3 separate regions of the Homo sapiens genome follow, and all the other regions are linked to region 2. A link is an interaction called in ENCODE POLR2A ChIA-PET data of the cell type or tissue named here. Cell type or tissue: OCI-LY7. All regions are shown on one strand. Region 1 overlaps ANKRD13D (ankyrin repeat domain 13D). Region 2 overlaps SYT12 (synaptotagmin 12). Region 3 overlaps PC (pyruvate carboxylase).

Region 1 (4,000 bases), 270 kb after region 2:
TTTGTTTAGTTATTTGTAGAGATAGAGTCTACAGACTGGTCTTAAACTCTTAGGCTGAAGCGACCTGCCTACCTGGGCCTCCCACAGTGCTGGGATTACAGGCATGAGCCACCACACCTATCCCTTCACCCATTTAAAAAATTGGGTCATCTTTTGATTATTGAGTCATAGGAGTTTTATAATTTTAGCTGTTACACTTAGGTCTTTGAGCCATTTTAAGTTAATTTTTGTGTATAGTGGAAGGTTCTTTTGCATGTGACTATCCAGTTGTCCTAGCCCCCTTTGTTGAAAAGACTATGTTTTTCCCACTGAATGGTCTTGTCACCCTTGTCGAAAATCAGTTGACCATAGATAAATTGGTTACTTTCTGACTCCCACATTAGTTCCATTGGTCTACATGTCTGTCTTTATGCCAATATTATACTGTCTTAATCACTGTTGCTTTGCAATAAGTTTTGAAATTGGAAAGTGTGAGTCTTCCTACTTTGTTTTTCTTTTTCAGGGTTATTTCAGTATTTTGGGACCCTCGCATTTTATATGAATTCTATTTTCTTTTTTCTCACAACCCAGTGTAGGCAGAATATATGAATTCTAGATTCAGCTTGTCAATTTCTACAGTCAGGTGGGATTCTGATAGGAATTGCACTGAATCTATAAAGCAGTTTGGGGAATAGTACCATGTTAACAATGTTAAGTCTTCTAATCCGTGAACATGGGATGTTTTTCCATTTATTTGGATCTTCTTTAATTTATTTCAACATTATTTTATAGTTTTCAGAGTGTAAGCTTTGCACTTTTGTTACATTTATTCCTAAGTGTTTTATTCTGTTTTTTGTTTTGTTTTGTTTTTTTGTTTTTTTTTTTGAGATGGAGTCTCACTCTATTGCCCAGGCTGGAGTGCAGTGGCACAATCTAGGCTCACTGCAACCTCCACCTCCTGGGTTCAAGCAGTTCTCCTGCCTCAGCCTCCCAAGTAGCTGGGATTACAGGTGCCCACCACCACTCCTTGCTAATTTTTGCATTTTTAGAGAGACAGGATTTCACCATGTCGGACCAGGCTGGTCTCCAACTCCTGACCTTGCTGGGATTACAGGTGTGAGCCACCGTGCCTGGCCACTAAGGGTTTTATTCTTTTTGATACAATTATGAATCAAATGTTTTTCTTAATTTTATTTTTTGATTGTGTATTGCAAATGTATAAAATTACAATTGATTTCTGTATGTTGACCATGTATCCTGCAACATTGCTAAACTCATTCATTCAAGTAGATTTTTAGTGGATTCCTTTCCTCAGTATTTTTTTTAACATATAAGATTATGTTATCTGTAAATAGATTTAGTTGTATTTCTTCCTTTCCAATTTAGGTGCCTTTTGTTTCTTTTTCTTGCTTAATTGCTCTGACTAGAACTTCCAGTAGAATATTGATTAAAGGTTGTTAGAGGCTGGATGCGGTGGCTCACGCCTGTAATCCCAGCACTTTGGGAGGCCGAGGTGGGTGGATCACGAGGTCAGGAGATCGAGACCATCCTGGCTAACATGGTGAAACCCCATCTGTACTAAAAATACAAACAATTAGCCAGGCTTGGTGGCGGGCGCCTGTAATCCCAGCTACTCAGGAGGCTGAGGCAGGAGAATGGTGTGAACCCGGGAGGCAGAGCTTGCAGTGAGCCAAAATCACGCCACTTCACTCCAGCCTGGGCGACAGACCAAGACTCCATCTCAAAAAAAAAGGGGGGTGGTTAGAGCAGGCTGGGCATAGTGGTTCACGCCTGTAATCCCAGAACTTTGGGAGGCTGAGGCAGCCAGATCACTTGAGGTCAGGAGTTTGAGACTAAGCTGGCCAACATGGTGAAACATCATCTCTACTAAAAATACAAAAACAAAAAAAAAATTAGCCAGGCATGGTGGTGGGCACCTGTAGTCCCAGCTGCTTGGGAGACTGAGGCACAAGAATTGCTTGAACACAGGAGGCAGAGGTTGCAGTGAGTCCAGATTGTGCCACTGCACTCCAGCCTGGGTGACAGAGCAAGACTCCATCTAAAACAGTAAATAAATAAATAAAAAAGAAAAGAAAAGTGGTTAGAGCAGACATCCTTGTATTCTTGTCTTGTTCTTCATCTTAGGGGAAAAACATTCAGTCTTACCATTAAGTATGATATTAGTTGTGAGTTTTTGGTAGATACCCTTCATCAGGTTAAGGTAATTCCTTTCCATTCCTCATTGTTAGAGTGTTTTTATCATGAAAGGATGTTGGATTTTGTGAAATGCTTTTTCTGTGTTTATTGATATGATCATGTGATTTTTTAAAAAATTCTATTGATACATCAATTGACCTATGGATATTGAACCAACCTTGCATTCCTGTGATAAGTTCCACTTGGTTGTGGTGTATAATTCTTTTCATATGTTGCTAGATTTGGTTGGTTCGTATTTTGTTGAGGATTTTGTGTCCATATTCATAAGTGATATTGGTCTGTAGTTTTCTTGTGATATATGTCTGGTTTTGGTATCTGGGTGATGCCTCATAACTGAAGTGGAAAATGTCACCTCTTTGTCTATTTTTTTTAATAGTTTGCAAATAATTGGTATTAATTTGTCTTCAAAAGATTGGTAGGATTCAGTGGTGAAGCCATTTGGGCCTGAGTGTGTGTGTGTGTGTGTGTGTGTGTGTATGTGTGTATAGTTTTTTGTTGTTATATTTACCAATCAGTCTCTTGACTTGTTATCCATCTATTCAGATTATCTATTTATTCTCAAATTAGTTTTGGTAGTTTGTGTCTCACTAGGAATTTGTCCATTTCATCTAAATTATAAAATTTGTTGGTGTACAGCTATCATTGTATCCTTTTATAATGCTTTTTATTTCTGTTGCTCCCCTCTTTCATTTCTGATTCTGGTGAGTAATTTGAAGTTTTTGTTTTGTTTTGTTTTGTTTTGTTTTGTTTTGTTTTTGAGACAGAGTCTTACTCTGTCACCCAGGCTGAAGTGCAGTGGCATGATAAGAGCTCACTGCAGCCTTGAACTCCTGGGCTTAGGTGATTCTTCAACCTCCCAAGTAGCTGGGACTGCAGGCATGCACCACCAAGCCCAGCTAATTTTCTTTTTTTGTAGAGATGTGGTCTCACTATGTCATCCAGGCTGCTTTTGAACTCCTGGCCTCAAACAATCCTCCTGCCTTGGCCTCCCAAAGCACTGACATTACAGGTGTGAACCACCGCCCCCAGCCAAGTCTTCTCTCTCTTTTTTTGCCCACCGTGGTCAACCTAGCTAAAGGTTTGTCAATTTTGTTGATGTTTTCGAAGAGCCAGTTTTTGGTTTCATTAATTTTCTCTATTATTTTTCTATTCTCTATTTCATTAACCTTTACTGTAATATTTATTATTTCTTTCTGTTCTTTCTGGTTTAGTTTGCTCTTTTTCCATTGTCTTAACATGGAAGGTTAGGTTAAGGTTATTGATTTGAGATCTTCTTTCTTAATATAGGCATTCACACATATTACATTTATACTTCTAGGCATGTCTTTTCTTTTTTTGACATGGGGTCTCACTCCATCGCCCAGGCTGGAGTGCAGTGGTGTGATAGCTCACTGCAACCTCCGCCTCCCAGGCTCAAGTGATCCTCCCACCTCAGCCTCCTGAGTAGCTGGGAACACAGGCGCCAGCTAATTTTTTCTGTTTTTAGTAGAGATGGGGTTTCACCATGTTGCACAGGCTGGTCTCGAACTCCTGTGCTCAAGCAATCTGCCTGTCTCAGCCTCCCAAAGTGCTGGGATTACAGGCGTGAGCCACCGGGCCTGGCCTGGCCTTTACCTGTGTCTCATAAGTTTTTTGGTTTTTTTTTTTTTTTCTGAGAGGGAGTCTTGCTCTGTCGCCCAGGCTGGAGTGCAGTGGCACGATCTCGGCTTACTGCAAGCTCCGCCTCCCGGGTTCACGCCATTCTCCTGGCTCAGCCTCCCGAGTAGCTGGGACTATAGGCGCCTGCCACCACGCCCGGCTAATT
Region 2 (4,000 bases):
CGGCCAGATCTTCTAATTTTCAAAGGGAAGCTGGAAATCCTTTTTAAATCAATTTTTAATGGGAAACTCTCCCCGCACACACACACACTTTTTTTTTGAGGCACAGTCTCACTATGTTGTCCAGACTGGTTTTGAACTCCTGGGCTCAAGAGATCCTCCCACACCAGCCTCCCCAGTAGCTGGGACTACAGGCATGACCCACTGCACCCAGCTAAATTTTTCAATTTTAAAATGTTGGCAACTCACTTAAATGTAAGACAAATAAACACATCTGTAGGCTGGCAGTGCTGCCCACACTGCCCAGACTAGGGGTTAGGGGGTCTGTATGGGCCATCACCAGGCTGCTAACCACAGCAACCAATATGTGCCAAGCCTGACTACACGTACCTTCTCATTCCACCCTCCTGGCAGCCTCACATCTGCTTTACAGGTGGGGAACTGAGGCTCTAAGAGACTAAGAAAATTACCCAAGGCCACTGCAGCTAGCCAGGGGCAGGTATGGGAGTCAGAGCTGGGTGCAGCTGACTACAAACCCTGTGCTCAGGATGACACCCTCTAGGAGCCTCGACCTCTCTCCCAGTTCTCTTCTCCCTCCACTCAGGCAAATGAGCTCTGCCTTCACAGGGCACCAGGCTGGAACATATGTCTGGAGGCCAGGGGCGGTGGCTCACGCCTGTAATCCTAGCACTTTGGGAGGCCAAGATGGGAGGATCATTGAGGTCAGGAGTTCAAGACCATCCTGGCCAACATGATGAAACCCCGTCTCTACTGAAAATACAAAAACTAGCTGGGCATGGTGGCTCATGCCTGTAATCCCAGCTACTTGGGAGGCTGAGGCAGGAGAATCACTTGAACCCAGGAGGCAGAGGTTGCAGTGAGCTGAGATCGCGCCATTGCATTCAAGCCTGGGTGACACAGTGAGGCTCTGTCTCAAAAAAAAAAAAAAAAAAAAAAAAAAGAAGGAACTTCTGTCTGGGGTGTGCCTAGCAGTCATTCACACCCTCACTGAAATCTCAGCTCCCTGGGAAAGGATGTCGTGTTAAAGGGAGAGGAAAGAACAGACAGCGTGGGAGTCTGGGGTCTGAGCTGGGCCAGCCATGGAGGTGATGGGGCCCCCGACAGCCAGAGGCCAGATGCAGCTTGAGGCTTTGTCCCGTACCACGCCTGTTGTGCTGTGGGGTGTACTTTGCCATGCATACCTTGCTCGCGTGCTGCGGGCATTGGCTGTCCCAGCTTGGCCCCACTCTTGCAAAGTCAGCTTGTGCCAGGTAAGCAGGAAAAAGCCGATGGCTTATCTGATTCCCGGCAAGGCAGAAGCAGGCTGGGAGGTGCGTGTGTGTACATTAGCATGTGTTTCAGCGTATCCAGACCAGCTTCCGCCAGGAGCTAGGACCACCTTGGGCAGGTACATGGTGACCCATTTGACCTGCAGATTCTTAGGAAACTTTTTGGAAACCATATGCCCACTTGCAGTGAGACACAGTGGTTAGGAGCATGGAGCCAGTTGGCCTGGGTTGAACAGTTTATTAGCTGTGTGGCCTGGGGCAAATTACGCCCTGGGACTCTCACCCGCAAACCAGAGATAATAATAGTACCTACCTCATGGGGCTGTTAGGCAAATTAAATGAGGTCAGATAAATGCAAAGTGCTTAGAATGGCGCTTGATGTGTAAGAAGGGCTCGACAAGGTTCTCTATTACTATCATTATCTCCAGCCCAGGCCCAGGAATGAGCTTCCACTCTAGTCAGGATGGGTGAAGCCCTTCCTGGCTTAGCACCACCCTTCCATCACCATGACAACGCACATCTCCTTGTGGGAGTGGGGGCAGCATCAGGAGAACTGGAAGCCAGGAGCTGGCTGTGCACCTTATCTGACCTGCTTCTAGAGGCTCCTGGGCACCTCCAGGACTTAAGGGGGTAGACTAGGACTTATGGCACCCCAAATGTGCTGGATAACCCTGACTGGAGCATGGCACCGAAGCTTCTTGACTCCAAAGCCACAGACTGGGGAGAACCCCGGAATTCCTGAAAATGTGGAGGGCCTTAGCTTTACCCTCTGATTCGACCCCAGTCCCAAAGGGAACCTACAGGATGCTCCGAGGGGTTGGGAATTGGTGGGTCACACTCCCCAAGGACTTTTTATACTGCGTCTGAATGGTGTTTGCATTTTTTTGCAAATTGGTTGCTACCTTTAAAACTCAGGAAATGGCACATAAAAAATTCAGGTATCTGGCTTTTCTTTAAAGTGCCAGAAGATCAAGCCACGGTGGTTGGCATTCCTGCTGGGGCAAAAATGCAGCTGCCCTTGGGCCAGGCCATCACTCTGCAGTTCTTACCTCCCCTTCCCCTTGCCCTACCACCCTGCACCAGGCCTGCAGGCTTACCATGTGTAACCACCTCTCTGAACTACAAGGGAATCCAGAAATTGGGGTGGGCATTATCCTGGCCCTCGGTGCCCTTGACCTGAGATCAGTGCAGCCCATCCCAAATTCCTTTTTCCAGGACTCCCACATACACCCACTTAGAACACATCTGTGAGCCAGATTTACTTCTTAGCACACTAATAAAACAATGAGCAGTCACCTAGGTTCAGGTAATGGGTTGTACGAGCTCCCAGACCTTTCTAGAACAACTTAAGCCTCAGTCATTCCTAAAAGCTGGGGGTGGAGGATGGGGTGGGGAAGAAACCATGCCAAGCAGTGAAAGGACTGATAATAGAATATTGCAGACACGCAGCCTTTCCTTCCCAATCAAAATGGAAGCATTTGAAGGAAGGCTCTGGCTCAAGCCAGGGGGGCCTTGCTCTAATGAGTCACCTACTGCGTCGCCGCTGGTCAGCCTGATGTTGTTAGGATGGAAATGAGCTGGGGTTGCCAGATTTGGCAAATACAAAAACAGGACACCCAGGAGCATTGATGTTTTGGATGAACAATGGAAAAGATTTTGGCGTAAATATGTCCTGTGGAATATTTGGGACACACATATTAAAAACGTATTTGAAATTTGGCCAGGCGCTGTGGCTCACACCTGTAATCTCAGCACTTTGGGAGACCAAGGCTGGTGGATCACCTGAGGCCAGGAGTTCGATATCAGCCTGGCCAACATGGTGAAACCGCATCTCTACAAAAAATACAAAAATTAGCCGGGTGGGGTGGCACATGCCTGTCATCCCAGCTACTTGGGAGGCTGAGGCAGGAGATCACTTGAACCCAGGGGCAGAGGCTGCAGTGAGCCGAGATCGCGCCACTGCACTCTAGCCTGGGCAACAAAGAGAGACTCCATCTGAAAAAACAAAACAAAACAAAACAAAATCTGAAATTCACATGCCACTGGGCATCCTGTGTTTTATCTGGCAATCCTGAGAAGAGTCTTAGAATGCTTGAAAAGAGCTTTAAACATCATTTCTTAAAATGCCAAGCCTCCCTTTGGTGGCACTCCCCTTATAGCTGAGTGTAAGCTCTGGATGACAGGCACGTGGGTGCCAGGAGGCCAGGACCTAGGAGCGGGACGCTGACTCTCTGCAGCCCTCTCCTCTCACTCTCTTTTCCCTTCCAGTCACAGTCACTGCAGCAGACATCATGGCTGTGGATGTGGCAGAATACCATCTGAGCGGTGAGTGCCCAGGGCAAACCCCTCCTGGATCACGCCTGCGAGACCCTTACACCAGGCCTGGGTGGGAGGTGTCTGTGGGACATGAATAATTAGTCCTTGCCATTAATGTCTTCACTGTCAAGGACAGTCAGTGACTTGCCCAAGGTCAGACAGCCCGCCCTGGGGACATCAAGCTTGGCCCAGTCTGAGGTCTCCTCATCTTGCCACTCAAGTGGCTCCTTCTTGTTAAAGTGACTTTCTCTCTTTCACTTGAAAGGGTCCCCGGGGAGACCCTCATCCTGCTGCACCCTGGGGATGAGCCTGTGACTCGGAATCCACTCACCGAGGCCTTCTGTGGAGACTGTCAAGTAGCCAAGGGAAAATAAGCCCAGGAAGGTCAAGGTTAGATT
Region 3 (4,000 bases), 110 kb before region 2:
AAAAACAAAACAACAACAACAAAAAAACTAGTGTCAGCAGGGTCCTAGGGTGCGCCAATGGGGAGGGCTCACAAGGCAAACAGACAGCTCCAGCAACCAGACTCCAGCCAGGGAGGGAGGGAGGGAGGGTGCTGCTGCCATAAGCTCCTCCCGCCCTCCACTCCATTTCACAGAGAGCACGGTGGAGTCTCTGAAACCTGCCTAAGGTTCCCCATGTTCTGCCAAGCTCCACAGCAAGGCACTGCCTGCTGCGAGAGGCAGATAACCACAGTGGGAGGGAGGCTTCCCCTGATGGGCCAGCAGGGTTAGGGCACTCTCATTACCCGCTGCCTGTGCAGCAATGATCACAGCTATAATTGAACAGGGAATGGCCTTCTGCCAGTCCCCCCTGATGACAGGAGATGGCTGAGGCCTTCTCCCTGCTGTGTCTCCAGCATGAAGCATGCGGCCTAGAACACAGTCCTGCTCGGTAAACAGTTGTAGAGCAAAGGCAAGTCTCCCTAAGCCACACGGCAGCCCCTGGAGCTGAGGGCCAGCTGTGGACCACTCCGTGCCCTGTGATCCTGCAGGGAGCAAGGGCTCCAGGGGTGATTCTGCTCCATCCATGGAGGGGTGTACCAGGGCCCTGCCCGCAGGGGGAGCTACCAGGGGAGGGACCACAGGCCTCAGAGGTGGCATGCCAGGTTCCGAGACTTCCTCGATTTATCCTAAAGTCTCACGCTAACGTAACAGAGAGGGCAGTCAGGCAAAAAATCCTGGTGCTGACAAGCACATGGTGTTGGGGGAAGCCTGGTCCCAATCCTCTGAGGCCCCAGATTTGGTTCTGTCTCCCTTCTTTCTTCGTCCTTTACAGGCAATAGCCACTGCCTCTTTCGGCACTTTGAGCTCAGTACTAACTACCCCTCCCATAGTCTCAGTCTTTCCTACAACGCTCTTTACAGCCTCCACTCCCTCTGCTTTGGTCCTTCCTCCTCCTTACCCTCCAAAACAAACACACCAACTGTGTTTCTTTCAGCCACTGCTTCTGCTGGAACTCCCCTATTGCTGGAGGGGATCAGCAGGAACAAATGCGCTCTGTGCAGGGGCCACGTCTGTTCCCCAGCTCTCACTCACCACACTTGGCCCAGCCCCTGTGGTCTTTCCCTTAGCGTAGGTCAGGCCAGGCCCACAGCTGTAGACAGCAAGCCTGTCCTGCTCGTTGCCAAGCAGTTTTATTTTACTATTACTATTGTTTTGTAGAGATGAGTTCTTACTGTGTTGCCCAGGCTGGTCTTCACCTCCTGGGCGCAGGTGATCCTCCGACCTCGGCCTCCCACAGTGCTGGGATTACAGGCGTGAGCCACTGTGACCGACCTGCCAAGCAGTTTTGTATGTGCAGTCTGTGCTCTGAACAGGGTTAAGGAGGACTTCACCGTCTAAGCAGATCTGGCTTATAGGCAGCAAATTACTCACCTCAATTTCTGGGGGACCTGAGTTCCTAGGAGCTGCCAGTCCTGAGACCACAGTTTAGTCACCTTAGTCTCCCCAAAGGCTAACAGAGCAGTGATCCAAGAAGGCACTGGGTAAAGATAGGGAACCAATAAACGTGGAAGGGAGAAAAGCATGACACTACAGAAAGTACAAAAGATTTGGGAGCAGAAAGGCCGGGTGTGGTGGCTCATGCCTGTAATCCCAGCACTTCGGGAGGCCGAGGCGTGCGGATCACGAGGTCAGGAGATTGAGACCATCCTGGCTAACACGGTGAAACCCCGTCTCTACTAAAAATACAAAAAATTATCCGGGCGTGGTGGCAGGCACCTATAGTCTCAGCTACTCAGGAGGCTAAGGCAGGAGAATGGCGTGAACCCGGGAGGCAGAGTTTGTAGTGAGCCGAGACCGTGCCACTGCACTCCAGCCTGGGTGACAGAGTGAGACTCTGTCTCAAAAAAATAAAATAAAATAAAATATTTGGGAGCACAAAACCTAGATTCCAGCCCTAGTTCGTCATGACCCTGAGCAAATCATCTACAAACCAAGAGCCCTCACCCCATGCAGGAATGTTTTTGTTTTTGTTCCTTTGAGACAGAGTCTTACTCTGTTGCCCAGGCTGGAGTGCAGTGGCACCATCTCAGCTCACTGCAACCTCAGCCTCACAGGCTCAAGGGATTCTCCTGCCTCAGCTTCCTGAGTAGCTGGGATTACAGGGGCGCGCCATCACACCCGGCTAATTTTTGTATTTTTAGTAGAGACGGGGTTTCATCGTGTTGGTGAGACTGGTCTCAAACACCTGGCCTCAAGTGATCCACCCCGCCTTGGCCTCCCAAAGTGCTGGGGGCCCAAACTGTGAGCCACTGTACCTGGTCCCCACTTAGAAATGTATATTAAAGCACTCTACTTATCAGAAGGGTCTATGCAAATTGGCGTAGGTTTCCAGAGATCACCCTTCACTTTTTCCTACCTAGGATGGAGTTCAAGAGCATAGAGAATTGATAAGCTAAGAGGTCAAGTCTGAAATTCTAGAACTAAGCTCCAAGGAAAACTAGAACCAGGCCGGGAGGACTGATGCTATTCTGAAGGCTGCGTTTGTTGCTTTGGACGCTGTCCTCAATCTTGTCTTGTGTATGTGTGTTGCCTTAGCTAGACGTAAGCTTCAGAATGTCTAACACCTACATGATGCCTGTCCACTGCTCTGGTGGACATGAAATTACTGATAAGGGGAAAGGGTCTGGAAAACTCCTGGCATTCTGTATAATAACGGAGAAATTTATCTGGCCTGAACTTGGGTTACCTGGGGCAAGAGGCACCTGAGCCCAGCCTCAGCCTTCTAGGATTACGGCACTCATACCCTGGGGTGAGCTGCAGGGAAAGACCTCCATGGGCAGCCTAGAGCCTGGGATGGTCCAGGAGGACCTCCTGCTGCAGGAAGGGGACAAACTGGAAGCTGGTTAGCTTTCCCCTAAGTTAGCACATACCTGATAGAGCACCCACCATCAATTGCAAAATCTTTAGTCAAATGCCCAAGTCCTTTCCCCCACAGCAGCCTGTGAGCCCTCTAGGTGGTGATAGAAACAGCAAATAGAATCCTTTTTCCTCCTCTTAAAGAATTTTGCATTAAAGAAAAATTCACATGCAAGGCAATTAAAATTCCTCTTTCCATTCCCAAGTCCTGTAGAAGGGAGGTACACAAACTATAATGTTTTGAGTCCACTAGAACCAACTCTGCAATTAACATTATACTTCTAGGTAGGGCGTGGTGGCTCATGCCTATAATACCAGCACTTTGGGAGGCTGAGGCAGGAGGATTGCTTGAGCCCAGGAGTTCAAGACCAGCCTGGGCAACAGAGTGAGACCTTATTTCAAAAAACATATACAAAATCTACTTTTTTTTTTTTTTTTAAAACAGAGTCTCGCTCTATTGCCCAGGCTGGAGTGCAGTGGCGCAATCTTGGCTCACTGCAGCCTCCGCCTCCTGGGTTCAAGAGATCCTGAGCAGCTGGGATTACATGCACGCGCCACCAAGTCCAGCTAATTTTTTGTATTTTTGTAGAGATGGGGTTTCACCATGTTGGCCAGGATGGTCTCGAACTCCTGAGCTCAAGTAATCCGCCCACCTCAGCCTCCCAAAGTGCTGGGATTACAGACGTGAGCCACCATGCCCAGCCCAACAAAATCTACTTCTGCCATTCTCTTTTTAGGGGTGTGGGTATAGAGATAAGTAGGGAGATAAGAGGCAGAAGAATAAATAAAAGGCTTCCTCACCCCCTAAGCCACGCCAAACACGTGTGACCTCCAAATAGTCTTCCCACTCTGGCCTCAAAGCAGAGCCCCAGCCCAGTGAAGAAGGCCCAGGAGGAGGGAGCAGCAACATTCAGAACATTCAGAACTTCTCCCTGGAAGATTTCATCTATCCAGAAGTTCCTCTAATAGGGCAGCTCAGAGAGGAACTAAACCAAGCCCCGTCAAGTTTCCAGCACCCATATCAACAAGAGGGTTTCTGGAGAGTCCCTGAAGACTCACATAA

The links. ChIA-PET counts read pairs that join two places held together with the same protein. Peaks named below come from ENCODE experiments on the same cell type or tissue, not always from the same donor. Only the 100,000 strongest peaks of a DNase experiment are listed, where the experiment ranks them.
Region 1: POLR2A ChIA-PET joins it to region 2 with 9 read pairs; 3 of 35 experiments call an interaction of 5 or more read pairs at or near these places.
Region 3: POLR2A ChIA-PET joins it to region 2 with 5 read pairs; 7 of 35 experiments call an interaction of 5 or more read pairs at or near these places.

Annotation. Positions count from the first base shown.
Region 1 is chr11:67,293,695-67,297,694 of GRCh38, forward strand. All of the region lies in intron 6 of ANKRD13D (ankyrin repeat domain 13D), which reads left to right. Among named protein-coding and RNA genes, the nearest start is that of ANKRD13D, 6.4 kb to the left of the region's middle. In OCI-LY7, no CTCF peak of the experiment used is centred here; a DNase peak (open chromatin) is centred at 2,357.
Region 2 is chr11:67,026,568-67,030,567 of GRCh38, forward strand. It overlaps SYT12 (synaptotagmin 12), which reads left to right. Exons shown (of 8, transcript NM_177963.4): 2 at 3,555-3,611. The coding sequence starts at 3,578. Among named protein-coding and RNA genes, the nearest start is that of SYT12, 5.4 kb to the left of the region's middle. RefSeq lists an enhancer at 1,210-1,279. In OCI-LY7, no CTCF peak of the experiment used is centred here; DNase peaks (open chromatin) are centred at 1,104 and 1,614; H3K4me3 peaks cover 1,485 bases; H3K27ac peaks cover 1,074 bases.
Region 3 is chr11:66,915,032-66,919,031 of GRCh38, forward strand. All of the region lies in intron 3 of PC (pyruvate carboxylase), which reads right to left. Among named protein-coding and RNA genes, the nearest start is that of MIR3163, 17 kb to the right of the region's middle. In OCI-LY7, a CTCF peak has its summit at 608 (motif pointing right); no DNase peak of the experiment used is centred here.